Linked DNA regions of Homo sapiens: all the other regions are linked to region 1. The links are chromatin loops, found by intact Hi-C in ENCODE. Cell type or tissue: heart left ventricle. All regions are shown on one strand. Region 1 overlaps CACNA1C (calcium voltage-gated channel subunit alpha1 C). Region 2 overlaps CACNA1C (calcium voltage-gated channel subunit alpha1 C). Region 3 overlaps CACNA1C (calcium voltage-gated channel subunit alpha1 C). Region 4 overlaps DCP1B (decapping mRNA 1B). Region 5 overlaps CACNA1C (calcium voltage-gated channel subunit alpha1 C).

Region 1 (4,000 bases):
CCACACAGAGCCTGACATGTATTGGGCAAAGGAAAGAAAGATCACGTTTGCCGGGCTAACATTGCTGATGATGACTGCTAGCTAGCAGGACAATGATTACACACCAAACACACTGCCACAACTAATTTTCAAGCAGATCAAAATAAATCAGAAAACAAAACCATTCTGACAGCAGAGAAATGTGGAAACCTGTTAGGAGGTAATTACGGTCCTTTCCGCCTTGTTTCACCTGCATCTCTCCCACCACTGGTGCAGGCATGGAATCCCAATCATCACTCTGTCAAGAGGCCTGTGTGCCTGAAGGTTTGTGCAGGGCAGGCCAGGCTGGGAGTGCTGCCACCATGCCTGGCTGCCAGGGACCAACATCTCCTGACAGGGACATTCGTCCATCCCTGACACTTGAAGACACTGTCTCATCCCAGCCGGGGCCCCACACCAGCCAGCCTGGAACTCCACCATCTCATGTTCCTTCAGACAAACCCCATCAGTCCCCGCTCTAGACTGCACCCTCAGACCATACCGTGGAAAGAGCCCAGCTTCGGAATCAGACAGCCCTAGGTGTAAATCCCAGCTTCACTAATTACGGCCTCCTAGTTAGATGGCCTTGGGCAAACTACGTGAGTTCCAGGGGCCTCAGTTTCCTCATGTGAAAACAGGATACAGGAATGCCTAGCTTATGCAGGGACCGTGTGAATTAGAAACCGTGCACGTCGGGAAGCCACTCCCTGGTTTGCTTTCTGAGGGGCTGCTGTGCTCACCGTCACTGTTCTCTCTCACAAGTCTCACCAGAGCAGTCACCAGCGGCTGAAAACTTTCACTGCAACCCAGTGGCTGCCTGGGAGCCTTCCTGGTTGATGAAGTGTCTCAGGACGTCTCTCCATGGGGCAAAAGGAAACCTTCCCTTTTCCAGATCATGCTTCCCCTATTACCTGAAGGAAGCCCTCCTAGCTCAGAAACATCAGCAGGTACTTGGAGCTGAACGAAGGAAGCAGGCAGTGAGTGAAATGAACACACGCAGTGAGAACGACTCGGGAGTGCTCATATCCTCTGAGAGGACGCCTGGGCCCCACAGCACTTTCTGAGGGAACTGCTGGACGTCCAGCTTAGAAATGGGGCCCACAGGACGAGGACTTGCTGCCATAAACGAGGAGGCCGTGAAGATAAGGGCACGAGGCTCTAGATCATTATCAAGCACCCAAGTGGGACCTTATGCCACTCCTTCGACCCAGGGCCACCTTTTAACACTGAGGCCAGGATAGCTCCTGCCGCGTGCTGGACAGGACGCAGGTGAACAAGCCCTGCCTGCTGGAGGCTGCCAAGCACAGCCCACACCCCTTGCATGGACAGTCGGTCAACAGCCACCCATCAGGTGCTCATCAGGTCAGGGGCACAGCCTGCACACACGTGCTGTCCAGGCATTTGCACTGAGGGAAACAGACAGCCTCCTTGACCCCCTCCCGTTCTCTGCCCCCTAACCAAGCCCGGGGTCAGGGAGAGGGGGTTGACCGTCTCCCTTCCCTGTAGGAACTTTCCCTATGTTGCCCTTTCAGATTTGCAAGCGTCTTCTCTTAGCCCATAGGAAATCGTGCAAAGTTCCTTGAACACCCCTCCGTCTATCTGAGCTTTGTTTGCCAAGTTACCCCAAGAAGTCTAGATTCTTCTTCTGGTTTCACTCTGATTTGATTCCCAGAAAAGGTCACATGCCTCTCCCCATCTCCAAAACCAGCAGCATGTCTCCATGGTTCTGGCCGTCCTGCTGGTCCTAACCCAGCAGCCTGGAGGAGCTCCCAGCCCACAGAAAGAGCCGGCTCTGGGAGTCCAGTTTCTTCTCTGCCAGCCCTGTACTTCCCCTAATGATCCGTGCCTGGGCCCTGGGCTCTCCACTTTGAGCTGTTGATACAGTTGGCCCTTTGCATTCTTGGTGATTCAACCAGCCACAGATAGAAAATATTTGAAAAGAAAATTTTTAATAAAAATAATATGACAATAAAAATCATACCAGTAAATGAAAACAGTACATCATAAGAACTATTTATATAGCACTTACACCGTATTAGGTAGTATAAGTAACCTGGAGATGATTTAAGGTACACAAGAGGATGTGCATAGGTTATATGAAAACACTATGCATTTTATGCAAGGGACTTGAGTACCTAAGGATTTTGGTATCCAAGGGGTTGGGGAGTCCTGGAACCAATCACCTGTGGATACCAAGGGACAACTGTATTTAGATTGGAAAAGATAAAAAAGTCACCTGGGCAAATAACCTTTAAACACTAGACTACAGTCAAGAAGCAAAGATATCACTGGGACCTTCTAACGCGGACAAAATTAAACTGTAATATGTAATATGAGCAGTTTCTTTTTAAGGGCCAACATCAGAGTCTTGTTTGCCTATAAACTGATTTCTTCTAGCTGTGGAGCTATTTTATTCTGATCCTGGGCCTACGAACATGTGTCCAATAGAACGGATAAATGTAACGTAGCACTAGTCATAGAAAGTGTCCCTGTTTCAGCGAAGGATCAAGTCCCAGGCAGTGGCCACAGCCCTTTTGCTGTCATCTCACGGCACAATGCAGAGGAAGCTCCACATTATAATACTGATGGGGTGAGAAGAACAACAAAGCAAATCAACTGCCTTGGAGTGACTGCTCTACACAGCCAACCGTCAAACTCCCATGATGCTGGCCCTAGGAATAACTTCCAGGAAGTTCAGCCTTTCTTGTGTTCTTAAGAAATTATAGCAAATTTACAGGCAAATCCACAGGTTTTCAGTTTTGGAATATCTGCTGTCTGGCTTCCGGCTCAAGGCATCAGTAGAGAAAGCAATAGGCTGCTTGGGAGGAGGTGACTGATGATACGAGGCAGACACCAGCCGGGGAAGCAGGAGGAGGCAGGAGGCAGAGGATGGTGATCCACAGGCATGGACAAGCCTTCAGGGCAGAACTGGAGCTGGAATCGAAGAATGGATAGGCTTTGGAGGGAAAGGTGAGGAAGGAGAGCTTTTCAGGCAGGGTAAGGCAGAGGTGAAAACAAGTAGGAGAATGGGGCCCATAAACAGATTTTCCTGGTGAAGCAGAGGGTTTGTGGCCAGGAATGGGCACAGCCAGACAGCAGATTGTAGACAGGATTGATTTGGCCTGCATCTCCAGACAAGCAACTCACTGAGGGGTTGTGAGCAAGGCAATAGCTCGATGGAAGAGATGCTTGGGGAACACTGGGGGATACTAGTCCCGTTGGTGGCCTTGCGGATGCTCCATCTCTCCAGAGTCCTAGGAGGATGCTCTGCCCAGAAGAGTATGCTTCTTGAAATAAATAAGAGCAAACATTTGCATGGCACATGGCATGCATTAAGCACTGTTTTCTGCACTTGACACACTTAAACATTTTTTTTTAGACAGTCTCACTCTCTCACCCAGGCTGGAGTACAGTGGTGTGATCACAGCTCACTGCAGCCTCAAACTCCTGGGCCCAGGCAATCCTCCTGCCTTAGCCTCCCAAGTAGCTGGGACTACAGGCATGCACCACCATGCTCTGCTAATTTTTTTTTTTGTAGAGATGGGGTTCACTATGTTTCCCAGGCTGGTGTCAAACTCCTGGGCTCAAGCAATTCTCCTGCCTCGGCCTCCCTAAATGCTGGCATTACAAGAGTGAGCCACCATGCCTGGCCTTGACACAATTTAAACTGTTTAATCTTCATACTAATTCCCTACCATAGACACTATTTTCATCCCCATTTTATAGATTAGGGTATCGAGGAACTAAAATGTTAAACAACTTATACCCAGCTAGTAAGTGGCAACACCAGGACTTGAACTCAGGCAGTCTGAGCTGGAATGGAAAGAGCGAACAGCCTTTGGAGGTACTCAGAATACCTAACTCCTTAAGCTACACTGCCTCATGGGGGAGATTCTCTCTGAGTACTTTTCCCAAGGCTCAGGGTAGCCTCCACTTCTCAAAAGGGAAAATACCCGCTCTGGGGCTGCACCTTGGACTTAAA
Region 2 (4,000 bases), 110 kb after region 1:
GTTCACTCACCATGCATTTTCCACTTAAACAGAAAGGGATCATCTTAAGCCAGGTTAAGTTCATCCAGGTTTCACTGTCTAAAGCTGGGCGATGTTCATCCCGCCATCTACCACTCTTTTAGTTGGTAAGATTGAGGTATCCAAGGTTAGGAAGTGACTTTCCAAGCACTCAAAGCAAGGCAGTTGGAAAACTTTGATTCAGACCCAAAGTCTTTCTTGGGTCTTCATTGCTTAGATCACTGAGCCACCCTCCAAATTTAATACTTGAGAAGGCTTCAGTTACTTAAACCCAGAGCAGCTAGAAAAAGAGAAGCAAGTACCACAGTGTGTCTGTTGCTTTTGGTAGTTCAGGGACAATCTGGAAAATCTCTCCTTAGCAAATCACCTCAAGAATGAAGTGTCTTGTTAAAATAGTTTCTTATCACTGGATTTGTTTCCTTTTTCACAATTTTGTTTAAAAGTGCAGGTTTACAATTGATTTATTTGCACTGGCAGGAAGCAAGAGCAGCCTGTTTGAATCACTCACCAGAAACCTAAGACTCTAGAGAGTCAACCCATGTTTTTGTAAGTCTTCCCAATTCCATAAATTATGGAACTCTATTAAAATGCTATCATGTGCACAATTAGTACTGCTAGTGTTCTTATTAGAACTAAAATGGTTTTCCTCAAATCATTACACTGCTTATGAAAATGATAAAGGCACTGTCTTAAAATGCAACCAATAGTTTACAAGTCAGAAAATGCTCACCAAAGGACTAGAAAACACACCCCTCTGCTTCTTTCCCCTCCCCACTTCAATGACGATGACTGCCACCATTGAGTGAGCTCTGACACTGTGTGTGCGCCATACCTGTATTATCTCACATATTCCTCCATTGCCTTGTGAGACTGGCATTAACTCCATGTTTCTGAAAAGAAAGTGGTACTTAACAAGGTGACTTGCTCAAGGCCACACAACTATTAAGTGGTAGGGCTAAGACTGAAACCCAAGTTTGTCTGATTCCCCAGTCTCTGCTTCTAAACACTACTCAACACTCCCTCATTCTCTTTTGTGACCTTCCTGATATTATGAAGACAAGTTTTTAAGTTACATTCAGGCAAATCAGAGGTGCGGGTGATAAGCCACAACAGCTTACCAGGCTGCAATATGGGGAGCAGAGAGAGACAGGTAAAGGCAATGAGCATCTCTTCGGCTTAGTCTACAATTAGTTCCAGAACTTTGAATTTGAAATGGACCTTAAAGATCATCCAGTTCAACTCTCATTTTACAGATATGGACTGAGCAACCCAGAGAGGCAAAGGGATTTGCCCTGGCAACAAAACCTGGTCTCTGGGTTCCCAGGTCTCCATGTTTTCTACGCCCTCCACAATGCCTCATTCAGTGAACCGTCAGCCTTCATGTGTACCCAGCACAGCCAGGCACTGTGAGAGAGGAAGGAAAGCAGACCCAGTGTCTGGCCCCAAAGAACACAGTCAGGATTATTGTCCATGAAGCAGTCATAAAATGGTGCAAGGGGATATTCTTAAAAGCCCCAACATGGATGACAAACAATGAGGTCACATACATTCTGGGAATGGAGACTCCGTGAAAGGAGCAGGGTCTTGCAGCAAGGAGGGTTTAGATAGAGGAGGGGAGGGAGGAAGCCCACTCCAGGCCCTAGGGATAGAAGAAGCCACGGCAAGGTGGCGGGCAGCTTGGTTTTCCAATTACGCAGCCAAACCTAAAGAAAGAAAGAGACGTCACTTTTGGTATCTACTCCACACGGGAACGTGAACTTTTTACTCCAGCTGGGTTATGGGACCCAGAGCCCGAGAAGCCAGCCTCGGATGCAGGTGGCTCCAGTTATGTTTTAGATCAGCCACAAATAGCCCTTGCTTTGTACAGGGCCGTGACCCCGCCGAGCCATCATCATCACTGGAATGCCTCAGAGGCCAAGGGAAACACATGCAGCCGCCAGAGCCGCTGCAAAATCGATCCAAAATCCAGGGAGCGGGGGAGGAGGGCCTGACTCAGCCATGGTCAACTCGCCTGCCAAAGTCTTCTGGCACCTGGACCATGCTGGAAGACGCTTCTGGATCCCATTCTTTCTGTGAACCTTCACCACTGAAAGCCATTTTCCTTACCCCCACTAGAAAACAGAAAAGTGTACCCAGGATGTACCCACCAGGGGGTGGTAAGAAAAGTCACACATCTTGTTCCTAGGCTATCAATAGCAGGGTGGAAGAAGCATCACAGATGACAGAAAAAAAAAAGGAGCGCTGGGTGTGGAGTCCAAAGATTACACCCTGCCTTGGCCATTTACTTACTGTATGAACCTGGCCTGGTGCCCAAGCCATTCCAGCATCCGCTTCCTTATCTTTGAAGTGAGAATACGAATACTGCCTACGTCACAAGGCTGTTGTGAGGCTCAAATGATGGATGAGAAAATGCACTGTCAATTTTAAAGCATTATACACATTTCAGTGGTCACTTTTTTTTTTTTTTTTTTGAGATGGAATTTCACTCTTGTTGCCCAGACTAGAGTGCAATGGCGTGATCTCGGCTCGGCTCACGGTAGCCCCTGCCTCCTGGGTTCAAGTGATTCTCCTGCCTCAGCCTCCCAAGTAGCTGGAATTACAAGCATGCACCACCACGCCTGGCTAATTTTGTATTTTTAGTAGAGATGGGGTTTCTCCATATTGGTCAGGCTGGTCTCGAACTCCAGTCAGTGGTCATATTTTCCATCAGGGAAGGCATATCCGTGGGTTTTCCATGTGCATGGGCAAATGAGGGGCAGAGATTATTCTAGTTTTAATGAAGACGTTCAAGAAGGCAATGGCTTTGTGCTGGTTCTCAATGGAGTGGTTCACAAAAGTATACCAACAAGGAAATTTCATCTCAGCAAAGTTCTCTGTTTAGGGCATGGATGTCAATCTGGAAACGGCAAAGCCACTACTGATGGTAACATCACTATGGGCCAGGCAGTGTCCCAGGGGTTTTGTATTCATCATCTCCAACTCTTCTTGTCAGGAAGGCAATTTCTCCCCCAGGCCTACTGTTCACCCCTCTGCTATTCACGGGGGCACGTCCTTTCCTCTCTCTGCCCCGTCTCTAGGTCTCCCTGTAGAAGGAGTAGCTATTATAACTAGTTACTCTCAGGGACATTCAGTGGGCAGGCTTACTGTGCCTCAAAGACACGGCCTCCTCCTTCTTTTATTTATTTTTTGTTTTGTGGCTGATAAGAAAAAATGGACCACTGCCCTCTGAACTTTGCTTGCTATTTCCCCCAACTTTCTCTTGTACCCTCAGCCTCCATGTGGAAGGCAAACGGGGCAGACTTGTTTCCCTAGACACAAAATCAGCATCCTCATCCAAGCAGGACTGATGGCTGGAGAGCTGCTCCTCAGAGCGGTTTAGGTTCAGCGGGAGGGGACAGGGAGGCCTCGAATGGGAGGGGGTGGTGGTCAGGTGCTTGTGGAGCTCATTAAGAAAGGGACAACCTCTTTGCCATTTGGATATTGTGCTTTGGGAGTAAGGTGTGTCCTGAGAGGCCCTGGAAGGGTAGACAGGTAGACAGGAGCAGTTAGGCCCAAAACTAAACCCTGAACCCCTAACACTCATAGCAAACCTGCATTTTTATCCCCATTCCTACAGATGAGAAAACTAAGACTTACTCGTAAATAAACTACCATTGTTGACCTTACAATCTGGCTGGAAACAGATAATTAGAACATATCACGAGAAACAGAACAGTTAAGTGCCAAGCTCTGGTGGAGGTTCTAAGTGCCAGAGGTCAGGATATATTTTTGAGTGCTTCTGCTTCCAAACATCACTCTTTCAAAACAAAACACAAAGATCCCCAACCAGCATTTCTGCCCCCTGAGGCACCAGCAAGGTATATAAACGGGCTTGCAAAGTTTGATATACGGTCTCCAGCCTGGCTTTCTTTAGTCTGGGCTCAAAAGCCAGAACCTCTGGGGGCCAGAGAGCGCTCTTTGTTTGCCAAACAGCATTCTCGCA
Region 3 (4,000 bases), 89 kb after region 1:
TATGATTAAACTGATGTCCATTGTGCTATGGAAACGTGTAAGTGCTGAATTCCAGGCACATGGTATGAACAAGTCAGGGATCAATAAATCCATAAGCAATGTCTCCAGCACATCTCAGTTTGTCTCACAGACCCTGACCCCCAGGGTTTTTAGTCTCTATTTCTCCCTTCATTTCTTTAAAATAAAAAAAAGTGAAGGCAAGTTCTCTTGGGTACAGGCACATTTCACACTGAAAGGAACCCTTACCCCCTCAGCGGCCACCTGCCCATGGCCCGCAGCCGCTTCAGGACACCCCTAGGAGGATGCAGAGGTGGCCACCTTGCCTCACCCACAATGGACCTAGTCACTTGGGCCTAGATCCCAAGACAGCCTGCCTTCCCGGCCACCCATAACATGAGCCGAGAGGACCGACCACACAGCTGGGGACTGTGACTAAATGCCGGGAGGGAACCAGGGAAGGCTCTGTGCTGGCCACATGTCGGGAAGGGAGACCTTTATTGCAACCATCCCACGCTAATTGGTCCTGGGCTGGGCAGTTTTCCCATAAAGATGAGAGGACTGAAAGAAGCTCACCAAAAACCACAGCCCGTAGTGGAGGCAGCTGCTGAGGCGAGTCTGGCCGTAGCCACCTCAGAGTAGGGAACCGAGTGAGGTGCCTGGAAAAGGAGCCAGAGAGCGGCCAGGAAACGATCCGTGCCCTGGCTGAGAAAACCAATCAATCAGGCTACAAGTGTGCATTGGGCGCTCGGCACGGGACAGCCACAGAGAAGCCTGAGAGACTGCAGGAAGTCTAGACTGCTGCCCAGGCGCGGCTGGAGCCCACCGGGCAAAGACACGTGGTGCAGGAGGAAGGGTGAGTGACACTCCCAGGCCGCTTCTGCCCAGGGCCACACAGACAGGGCAGGAGGCAGTGCTGGGACTGCCCTGACAAAGTGCCACAGACAGGGCAGCTTACTCAACAGAAATGAACTTCCTGAAGGCTGGAAGTCCAAGATCAAGGTGCCAGCAGGGTGGATGTCTCATGAGGCCTCCCGCCATGGCTTGCAGTTGCCCCTCTTCTCCCCATGTCTTCACATGCTTTTCCTTCTATGTGTGTCTGTGTCCATGTGTGTCTGTGTCCAAGTTTCTTCTTTTTATAAATCCAATCATATTGGAGTAGGCCCACCCTAATGGTCTCATGCTAACTTAATCACCTCTTTAAAGACCCTGTCTCCAAATGCAGTCACATTCTAGAAGTACAGGAGACAGGGCTTCAACACATGAGTTTTGGGGGGACCCAACTCAGCCCATAGGATTTCAGCCAAGAGACAGGTGGGCTTCCGGGGTTAGGGCAAGGCCCTGAGGGCGTGGTGGGATATGGAGAGTAGACGGGGTGGGGAGCGGTGCAGGAAGTGCTCCAGGCTGGAGGAAGGACTGTCCCCTTCTCTCCTGCAGAACAACTCCTCCCCATTGTCTATCTCGCCTGCCTGCCACACATTCAAATAGAGAAGAATGTGGGCCACAGGTGAGGTGGGAGTGACAAAAGCCAGGGAAATAGGAACCCGAGAGAGACAACTTGGAGATGGCAGTGGGGACATTTGAACTCCTGCTGCTTGGCCACAGCATGGTGAATGAACTACAGCTGCGTTGAGTTGTAAAGCCCAGGAGCAATGAGCCACGCGGAGTAAGATTCCATGGCTGCCAGTAGGGCCTGTCCCCCCAAAAATATTAGCTCCACATGCCTTTCCTTAGGACTTTAACCCCAGTTCAATACTAAATGACTAAATACCCAGAGGTGGGGTCACATTTTAATTCACCATGAGCCCTTTAGATGTCAGTGCTAATGGGCATGTTTGGGGATAGCGGAAGTGGGATATATAAAGAGACTGCACCTCTGAGCAGGGTTGGAAAGCAAGGTTCTCTGCCTGCCTCTCCACGGCGCCTTGTTTGCCTGTCTTCCTCATTAGAACCTAAGTTCCGTGAGCCCAGGACTTAGCCTTGCTTCTCACTCTGCTTCCAGAGCCCATGACATGCCTAGAACATGGTTGACAAGCAAGAAATAGTTGTTGAACAGATAAATGAACAGGCTAATGAATAAACTATGTAGAAAGATACTTAAGCACTCGACAAGTTCATATTCTAGATGTAGCCTCATCAGAGAGGCAAACACATTCTTGGGTTGATGTGGTCTATGATCAGCCCTGCCAGGAACGACGAAGAAACATGTACCCTAACGTATTCACCGAAGACTCCAAACTAACACAAACTTATCTCAAATTATCAGGGAACCAGATCATCTACAGCAACCAGAAGCAGCTGTGAACCTCTGTCCCTGTAGTGGTAAACACAAGGGTATGGTCGGGAAGTCAGAGCTCCTCCTACAGTCCATGGAGCATCCTAGAAGATTTATAAGAATAAAGAAAGCAAGTTACAAAGCCGAGGCCTCGTGGCTTCAGAAGACACATTAAATAACAAGTCCCTTCGGCTGCTAAACACAGAGCCAGCATTCTCTTCCTGCCGGCTTTCAACACGCACACCTGAAAATCCTTCAGAACAACCGCAGCCCCAGCTCTGGTGCCTGCTTGCCTTGCCAAGAAATCAGAAGCTGCAGGCAGTGGGGGATGGGATGGAGAAAAGAGAGGAGATTCCTGCAGAAAAAGACTGGGCCAATTAGGAACAATTGCAAAAGCTTTCAGACCAGGCAGAGGCTGGCCCTCTCCTGCACATACCAGATCACTCTGTCTCCCTCTTCCACGTGGATGGATATAATTCATAACAGATTTTACGTTTACAGGAACCAGGCTGGAACATTTTCCACGCTGACTTTTCAGGCTGGTGACAACTAAGTATCTTAAGAACCTCTAGAGACAGAGCTGATGAGATACCGCTATTTCCTCAGCCACTGCCCTACCTGCTGGAGAGCCCCGTGACTAACCACCTGTTCCTATTTCCTGACCCACCTGGCGGGAAGGCAAGAGACGAGGGCAGAGCAGGGCTGGCCCTGGGGCCTTTCGCCTACCAAGCCCTCATTCTCCAGCCCCACTCTCTGTGCCCGCTAGCACATACCATGAGAGGATGCATCTTCATTTGTGTGGGACCGTGACATTCTGATGAAAGCCGGGGGGGGGTCTGTCCCCAGAAAAAGACGCAGACAACTTTTGTTGGTATATATTGTTAGCACGTCTTCAAACTGAACTATGCATCAGAATCACTGGGGAAACATTTCTGATTCCCGTGCAGCCCCTTCCCACACTTGTGGAAATAGAATCTCTAGAGAAGGCAGCCCAAACTTTGTGTTTAAGAGACCATTCCCGGTGCTTACCAGATCAGCGGGACACAGACCTATGAGCAGGTGTTAGGGAACCTCTGCATAGGGACTCATGCCCCTCAGGCGAAGGAGCTCTGTTCTCCTACAAGGTCAGGAAGGGAAGAAAACTTTCTTTTTTCTTTTTTTTTTTGAGCCAGGAATTATGTTAAGTGGCTTCCCTAAATTAACTCATTTAATTTCATTTTCATAGAAATCACGTCAGGGGGCTGGGCATGGTGGCTCACGCCTATAATCTCAGCACTTTGGGAGGCCGAGATGGGAGGATTGTTTGAGGCCAGGAGTCGGAGACAAGCCTGGTCAACATAGTGAGACCCCATTTCTATTAAAAATACTAAAAATAATAATTTTTTAAAAACAAAATAAAAGATCATCTGGGGGAAGTGATATCCCCATTTAAGAGGTGAAGAACAGAGGCTCAGAAAGGTTAAGGATTACCTGGCATCCGGTGGACTAAGGACCGAAACCAAGACCACCTTCTTCCAAAGTCCTCTCTTCCGAGGACAGCACCATCTAAACCCTGCCTGCAAGATGTCTGCACACGCGCCCCTTCCCTGAGCCGCTGCAGGGTGGGGTGTGCCTTCATCAGGATGGCCGTCATCACAGTGTCATCGTGGACCACTTCCTCTTTCCCCTACCTTGGACTCAGGGATGCTCAGGCGCACATCCCAGTCACCTTGCAGTACACAGTCCCTA
Region 4 (4,000 bases), 300 kb after region 1:
TGTCTTCCTGTTTCCCACTTCATGGTAGAGACGGAGAATGACACCTCTCCAACGAAGGCAAACCAGTAGCCACAGCTGAACTGTGTGATTCACCCTCATCATGGCCGAGCATGCTAACAGATCTGTGCTTTTTAAGCTTTCTCCTAGGCTTCAGGCTACATGGAGGAATAAAAGCTCTTCCAACTTAACAAATTCTAAGACTTGGAGACTTTGTTACGTCTTTTCTTAACCTTGCAATCAGTTTAGGCAGTGATTACAAAAGCAATCTGGAAAGTTAAAAGTGAACTCTGTGTAAATTTATTACCAAGTAAATGAAAGACACATTATCTGCCCAGAGATAACTGAGGGTTGTTTTCCATTCTAGGATATTTATTGGCATATTGATAGTCGCAAATAGTAGTTCCTAATCTTCTGTGAGTCACAAACCCCTATGAGAATCTGAAGACTTTTCTTCTTCCCTTTTTTCCTTCATTTCTTCCTTCTTTACTTCCTACTTTCCTTCCTCCCCCTCCCTCCCTCCCTCTCCCCCTTTCCTCAAATATATTTGCTTGACTGCTGTGTGCCAGACATTGTTTTAGAGGGTCTATGCTTTGCACTTTTTCACCTCCCAAAATTTGCATATATACATGACATTTTGCATATAGTTTTAGGGATTTTATTGAACCCCTAAAGCTCTCTAGGGTCAAGAAACTAATATTTAAAGTAACTATATGGCTAAAAATACTTGACATTCTTACTAGGCAAAAACTTAGTATTTGCAGGAATAACAGAATACATTTCTCTTCGGGATCTGCCCAGGAAGACAAGACCTTAAAGTAGACTCATTCACATCATGAGCAGTGAGGAATGGGAGCCGAGGAATTTGACATTTCATATTTAGTCAGAATAGGTAACCTATACAGTCTTGAGGCTCTTTTACTGTATGTGAGAGGAGTGGTTGGTTGAATTAGAAACTTTCAAGGACTCCTTTTAAGCCTGCATTTAATGAGAAAGAAAGAAGAGCCACCAAAATTTAAAAATCATAATGTGGTCACTGAATCTTACTTTGTGTCTCTAAGTCTCCTTTGCCATTCCGACTGAAAAATTGATCTATTTATTATGCACCATTGCTTAGAGAGCTAACATGTTAATATATGATAAAGGGTTATACGTCTACTGTGACTTGAGTGATGAAACTTGTCACTGTGACCTTTAATCCAAAATGACTTTTTTGTTCTCTGTCAGTACTCCACTTAGGCTGAAAGGAAGGGATCTAAACTCTAAAGAAAACTATCCATCTAAAGAAAGGCTCTGAAAAATCTCAAGTAAAGCAGAATTTCACTCTTGAGCCTTGTGGTATCTCTGGATTTCGTATTTCTATTTTTCTGTGTGTTGAGTTGTGACACCAGATAGTTCCTTGAAACACACACATAAGCAGATACACAGTGTGAGTAAACAACCCTTCTCTTCACCCTGACCATCCAATTAACACAGTTTCTACTTCTCCATCATAACTGCCAGGGGACTCACGGAGAGAACCTTCATGTGAATATATACATTTCTTATGTAACTTAACAATCTGACATGCTGAGGTGAGGAAAAACCCATGTGGCAAAGTCATATATGGTGATTTACAGCTGCTACAAAGTAAAGTCACTTGTTTTATCCTAAACCATAAAGACTATTAAGGTTCTCAGCTTGACCAAGAAAACATAGTAATGCTATTCAGATTGATACGCTGCATCTGTGGCTTGGACATGCAGTGTATTTTATGTTTTGTGTTTAAGAGAGCCCAGTTTAGCATGGTGGAAGTCTAAATTCTTGGCAGAGAAAAGCTGGGTTCCAAAACATTTTCTTAAATGCTTAATAAGGAAAGCATCTTTTAGTTTCCCTACCCTTTATCTATAGTAAGTGGTCATTATGGCTATATAATGTGTATTCTTTTAGATTCTGTGTTTTATATTACTAATTTTTGTCCAAAAATCATTTAGTAAATAGTTTCAAATAATCAAGTTCTGGAATCAAAGTAAATTTACTGCTTAACCCACAGAAGGAAAAATTATGGGTTTTGAAGAAGGAAAACAATTTTGGCCAAGAACTTGTATTAGAATTACCTTATGTATAGCCTTAGAGCTCTTATTTCATAGTAGAACCAAAACACAATTTAACTGTTTAAACATAAAGGGTTTTTGGAAAGAGTCTTTTGGAAAGTAGTATCTCCTATGTCTATATTCACAGATTAAGGTAAAAATGAAAAAATAAAGAAACTCTGACTTTTCTTTAATCAGGAAGTAGCACTAGGCTCCTTTGGCTAGACTACTGCTATGTCAAATTGTAGAAATATTTCTGTGATCATGTGTTTTATAGTTAGGCTATTTTCAGCAGAGCTATTCCTATCATTGTTAAACACTCAATTAAATCATCTGGCTCAAATATGAAGAAGTCTGTTCTTCATTGGAACAAATTTTTGACCTGTAGAAATATTCTGTTTTAAAAATAAGCTTAAGCATAAATAGACATGTTTAAACATAGCTTTCTCAAAAACTGCGATTATAGGAGACTGGACTTATTTATGTACATTGAGATTCACTTATGGTGATAGTTGTCAGTGTGTTGCTGGAATGACTGACATGCATCTAAATCTTACATTTTTCAGGTCATTCAGGTGCTTATATATGTAAGCTTGGGATTGCCATTATCAAACGCGACTAGAATATGAATAGCTTGGATTTTCTGGTAGACCAAAGTACTATTAGTTATTATTTGTCCTTTGTTTTTCCATAATGAAGAGAAATGCATGTGATTTTGCAGAATTGTTGCATCCTTTGAGCTCTTAGTTGCCAGTGCCTAACAAGTAGTCAATCAGGAAGAATGGTATATGGTAGAGTTGTAATAGTAAATACACATTAAACGAGTACATTAGTGTCTACATAGTGCTGGATCAATCGAAATATACAGTCTTCGGGAGCTCATATCCTAATGACAGAATCCCATCAACACTACTTAAGCATAAGAAGGTAAAGTGTTTGAAGCAAAATAAACTCTCAGTGAAGGTTGAAGGAGAACAAAAGCGGTGATATGAGGAGACTGTCCATGCTGAAATTTCTGGTAGAAGGTGTAATCAATTGATAGAGAATTCTAGCATATCTAGTCCACATGTTGAATTATTCCAGGAAGTGATAATTATTGATATTAGCAATTACAAGGGTTATTGATGGTAGAAGAGCTTGAAGTCTTAGATTTCATTTCAACTCAGCAAGTATTTGTTGAATGTCTGCACATGCTGTTTGCTGTACTGGGTGTTTTAACAAAGTCCTCCCCTCCAGGAGCTTATAGTCTAGTGGAGGGAACAGATTTATAAATGCTTAATTTATTACCTTTTTTACTACAAGGATATACAAAACTACAGGAGCAAAGAAAAAGTTGGGACTGTTTATTCCTAGAGGAGTGAGAAAGCCTGGGTCTTCAAGGACGAGTAGAGAGAAGGAAAAGATGTATTAGGGACTCCCTGCATGATATTTGTGGCCAAGGAGATTTTGAAATTTTTCAGCAAGATTATGAACAAATGAAAATATAAATTTAAGTGGCCAACAAAGCAGAATAAGTTGTTTCTATTTATATTTGTTGTAAACTATGGACTTTTCTGCTTCCTAATTTTTAAAAGTTTATTTACTCTGTTATATCTCTTAGATTAAAGGAACAAATAAAACTAGGAAATTAGTATACGATGAAAAAGATTCCATATGACCTTTGGTAAACCTGAGGGTAGTAGATGACCTCAAGGTTCCCAGTTTAGGAAGATGATGATCTCTGGGAAGATTAGGAAGATTGAATGATATAACATGAATCCATTATAAATTAAAACTTTCTAAAAGATTAAATCTGTCTTTTACTGGGAAAGTAATAAATTCTCATTTATAGTTGGAGAGTACATATTAATTTAATCCAAATTAGTATAATGCTTTAATTCAGAGAGTTTTGTTTGTTTTTAATGGCATTAACTTTCTAATAACATTAATTT
Region 5 (4,000 bases), 210 kb after region 1:
GCCCAGACTAAATACCAAACCCTCACTACTGACACAATAGGATTTCCTAATGCTGTAGTCTCATCTACGTGGGCTTCAAATTTGGGGCACTACCCAAGGAAGTGGGCTCTTAAAGCTAAAAAGTCATATTGCAGGGCCAGCAATTCCACTCCTAGGTAAACCCAAAATAACTAAAAATGGATTCAAATAGATACTTGAATACTGGTGTTCATTGCAGCACCATTCACAATAGCCAAAAGGTGAAAACGCAAGTGTCCATCAACAGAAGAATGGATAAGCAAAATGTGGCGTGTGCTTTCAATGAAATACTATTCAGCCATAAAAAGGAACGAAGTCCTGACACATGGTACAACGTGGATGAACCTTGAAGACATTATGCTAAGATACCTTTGAAAAATGCTAAAACCACTTTTTTGTATAATTGAAAGAAAACGCTTAATCCCACCTCCAAATGACAGCCAGCTCCCTAATTTCACGTGCTTCCTTTCAATGTCATCATTTATCATGTAAATTGTCATGACCTATCTAGGTCTGAAATTTGTGAGATATGTTATCAACAGTCAGACTACACAGCAAACTCCAACTGTAGAATTATTATTGCTGTTGGCTGGGCACAGTGGTTCACGCCTGTAATCCCAGCACTTTGGGAGGCCAAGCGGGTGGATCAAGAGGTCAGGAGATGGAGACCATCCTGGCCAACATGGTGAAATCCCATCTCTACTAAAAATACAAAAATAAGCCAGGCATGGTGGTGGGTGCCTGTAGTCCCAGCTACTCAGGAGACTGAGGCAGGAGAATCGCTTGAACCAGGGAGTCGGAGGTTGCAGTGAGACGAGATCGTACCACTGCACTCCAGCCTGGTGACAGAGCGAGACTACACCTCAGGAAAAAAAAAAAAAAGGAATTATTATTGCTGTCAATAACACATGAAAATCCATAGAGACAAAAGTAAATTCATGGTTGCCAAGGGCTGGAGAGAGAGGGGAATGAAAAGTGACTACCAATGGGTAAAGGGTATTTTTTGCGGGTGATGAAAATATTGGGGAAGTAGGTAGACCACTGAATCATACACATCAAAAGGGTAAATTTTACGGTATGCGAATTATACCTCAACAAAGCTGCTATTTCAAAATAAATAAATAAATAATGCATGAAGTCTGGAGAGCTCAGCTTACAGGGATGGTCCCCGGGACTCACGGGAATCTCGTTTGAGAATGGAGAGTGTCTATTTTCCTGGAGGGAGTGACTGAGGAAATATTCCAAGAATGGGTGGTGAAGCAAGGCCATGCCACAAATGGGTCCCCCGGGAGACAAGGTGTACTGACCTAGGTGGTCTGTGAAGGCCTGTGAGGAGATGTGAAGAAGCAAGGAGGGCCCTGGCAGAAACCCTGGGAATAAGGGGAAAGAAAGCCAGAGGACGGGACCAGGAGGGGAGGCGGGGTACCACGACAACATGCAGCCATCAAGTAAGAACAAGGATTCCAGCTCTGAGCTTCCACAAGGCAAATCTAAGCCAGGTTCCAGAAGGCAAGGACAAGGTCATTTTCCCAGGATAGAGAGATAGTGGGTTTCTCTTTCTACTGTTCTCCATGGGGAGAAGTAACAGAAAGAGCAAATGTTTTGAAAGTCCGACAGACCTGAATTTAATTCCCAGCCCCAACACTGTCTGGGTGGCTGTGGCCACATTGCTTAAGACTTTGGTCCTCAGTTTCCTTATCTAAAAAATATAATTAAAACCCACGTGGTAGGATTACTGTAAGGATAAAACATATTAAGCACATGAAGCACCAAGAACATTGTCTAACACATGCTAGGCATTCAATAAATGGTGGCTATTACTCTTGCTCTATTTTAAAATTATAACAAGGTAGATGTTATACCTCAATACAGCTTTTTTTCTTTAGAGAAAAATTAAAACATATATGGCTCCACAGATCACAGGACCAGAGCTGGGGGTAGAACAAGGTGCAAACAAATGCGAAAGTGCGAAAGTTTCCCAGCATACTTTTTGATGATGGGATTATTTTTGCTTTGGGAAACTAAAACTAATCCTGTCACTTAGACTATAATGTTAAAGCTCTTTCCTATTTTGATCAGTGTCTTAGGGAGCTACACAGAACTGTCCCCTCTATCTCCAAACCTGCAACATTTTGGCTATGAAAAATAAATAAGTTTATTTTCCAAACCCAAAGTTTACTTTTGAAGCAAAGTTTTATTTTCCAGCCCGTCCTCCTGTACTGGGAAGTTGGGTTTAGGTTTGGGGAATTCACGTTCAAAAGTGAGGAGACATTGGTTGCCCAGGTGGTGTTCTTCCTGCCCTCAATGGCCCTATTTTCAGGCCATGAAAGGACTTCAGGCCAGCGTGGCTTTGGACTTGAGGCCGAAGCCAGGCAGCCATGTGTGGTGGCAGTGAGGGGACAGCAGCATGGCAGGTGGACAGCTGCCAGGCGTCGGATACCCTGCATCCCCATGTCCTCACCCTCAGCTTGGAAACAGCAGCAGTGCCAGCAGTGCACATGGCTCCACCGTCCTGGGAGCCTACTGGCCACAGGCTCCTAGACTCTCTGGAGGGCAAAATACCAGGCCCATCTCAACCAATGGTTCACTTCCTCCCTGATTATTCTGGTATCAGCCAGACCACCTCAGACTCTGGTTTCTCTTTGTTTTACATTTTCACCTTTAAAATATTGAATAATGTCAGCCCTCCCACAACACCTCCAAAGTTGTTTGAAATGCTGTGAATGTTACTTCATGGCGTTGCTTTTCCAAACTCTGGTGCTCTGCTCGCTGATGGGGAGAATAAGAGTAGCTGATGTTTGAACAGCGATATACACTCATTCTCCTATTTGGATCCTCACAGCTGCCCTGCGAAGTGAATTGGCTAAGGATTATTATCTCCACTTTACAGACAAAAAAAAAAAAAGGGATTTGATTCCTTCTGAACTCTCAGAGAAAGAGATGAAGTCAAAGAATGTGACCCAAGACCCAAGTCATTTCTCTAGCCTACAGCCTTATTTATTCTTTAGCTATTTACTTTGTTACTTTTGTTAATGTCTTTGAAAGGTTTTAGCCCAACGTAGATTATTTTGGAAGAAAGAAAGGAATATAAATGACTGTACATGACACAATGGTTATAAAGTAAATAGAGCTTAATTGAGTACTCAAGTCAACATTTCTGCCCACAGGCAATATGGAGAAGAACATTCATTCACTGTCTAGATTTTGGCTTGGTTCTCTAAAGGACAGGAGACAAGATTATTTTATTTTCCTTTTAGCTAGGTTCAAGTGGGCAACACCAAGTGTAGCCGAGTGTATTAAAAGAAACCCCTGTTGGCAAATTGGCAGCTTGAATATTTCATGAAATTATCACAACACTATGTTCTGAAATGATGGCTTCCTCCAGGGAACTCAAAAGCCACATCTCTAAGCATGAGCCTGGCTCATGCCTCCGTCTTCAAGCTAGACCGAGTCAGCCTCAGAGGCCTTCCAGTTTCTCAGAGATGACTTGAAAGAGTATGAAACAAGTCAGCCAATGAACACTTCAAGGAAGATGGGAATGTCAGAGGCAGGTCCTAGTGATTCTCTTCCATGGGCTGAGTCTACCACCACTGCTGGGAATGTCTCCTGGGAGTAGGCCGGGGGTCCTAGGAGACCAACCCTGACATGGGAGCAGAAAGACGCCCTTGGTCGCCCAGCTCAGGTGGAGTCTGTGGCAGCCTGTCTCACAGTCTCTACCCTGGGGCTGATCTGTGTGTCTATACCCCAGCTACTGGTAATGCCAGCTGGTCCATGAAGAATCCCAGCAGCTCACCAGGGAAGTCCCACAGCACAGCCCGGCTTCCCATCCCCATCCCACTCTCGCAAAGGGGCTGAAACAAGCCTAGATTGGGGCCGAGAGGAAGTGAGCAAATAAAAAAGGCTTAGAGGCAGATCTGTTTGCAGACAAAATCGTGATCTGAATTTTGCAGGAGTTTCTTGTGGACATGTATGAACTTCTACT

Evidence for each region. Peaks named below come from ENCODE experiments on the same cell type or tissue, not always from the same donor. Only the 100,000 strongest peaks of a DNase experiment are listed, where the experiment ranks them.
Region 2: it touches region 1 in a loop (2.1-fold over the local background); 10 of 110 quality-filtered maps call a loop at or near these places.
Region 3: a loop joins it to region 1, with 2.4 times the contacts of the local background. A loop is called at or near these places in 16 of 110 quality-filtered maps.
Region 4: a loop joins it to region 1, with 2.3 times the contacts of the local background. A loop is called at or near these places in 10 of 110 quality-filtered maps.
Region 5: a loop joins it to region 1, with 2.9 times the contacts of the local background. A loop is called at or near these places in 76 of 110 quality-filtered maps.

The regions. Positions count from the first base shown.
Region 1 is chr12:2,271,288-2,275,287 of GRCh38, reverse strand. The region is part of intron 3 of CACNA1C (calcium voltage-gated channel subunit alpha1 C); the gene reads right to left. All of the region lies in intron 1 of CACNA1C-IT3 (CACNA1C intronic transcript 3), which reads right to left. Among named protein-coding and RNA genes, the nearest start is that of CACNA1C-IT3, 3.5 kb to the right of the region's middle. RefSeq lists enhancers at 602-1,195, 1,196-1,791. In heart left ventricle, a CTCF peak has its summit at 1,782; no DNase peak of the experiment used is centred here.
Region 2 is chr12:2,161,693-2,165,692 of GRCh38, reverse strand. The region is part of intron 3 of CACNA1C (calcium voltage-gated channel subunit alpha1 C); the gene reads right to left. LOC107984131 (a long non-coding RNA gene) reads right to left here. Exons shown (of 2, transcript XR_001749435.2): 2 at 1-4,000. Among named protein-coding and RNA genes, the nearest start is that of CACNA1C-AS4, 60 kb to the left of the region's middle. In heart left ventricle, CTCF peaks have their summits at 2,115 and 3,913; DNase peaks (open chromatin) are centred at 1,952 and 2,322; H3K27ac peaks cover 3,851 bases.
Region 3 is chr12:2,182,684-2,186,683 of GRCh38, reverse strand. The region is part of intron 3 of CACNA1C (calcium voltage-gated channel subunit alpha1 C); the gene reads right to left. Among named protein-coding and RNA genes, the nearest start is that of CACNA1C-AS4, 39 kb to the left of the region's middle. RefSeq lists an enhancer at 2,474-2,973. In heart left ventricle, a CTCF peak has its summit at 2,353; no DNase peak of the experiment used is centred here; H3K27ac peaks cover 703 bases.
Region 4 is chr12:1,973,371-1,977,370 of GRCh38, reverse strand. All of the region lies in intron 3 of DCP1B (decapping mRNA 1B), which reads left to right. It also overlaps a transcript of CACNA1C not described here. Among named protein-coding and RNA genes, the nearest start is that of DCP1B, 29 kb to the left of the region's middle. In heart left ventricle, no CTCF peak of the experiment used is centred here; no DNase peak of the experiment used is centred here; H3K4me3 peaks cover 3,877 bases; H3K27ac peaks cover 4,000 bases.
Region 5 is chr12:2,060,054-2,064,053 of GRCh38, reverse strand. All of the region lies in intron 1 of CACNA1C (calcium voltage-gated channel subunit alpha1 C), which reads right to left. Among named protein-coding and RNA genes, the nearest start is that of CACNA1C, 9.1 kb to the right of the region's middle. In heart left ventricle, no CTCF peak of the experiment used is centred here; a DNase peak (open chromatin) is centred at 2,443; H3K4me3 peaks cover 5 bases; H3K27ac peaks cover 270 bases.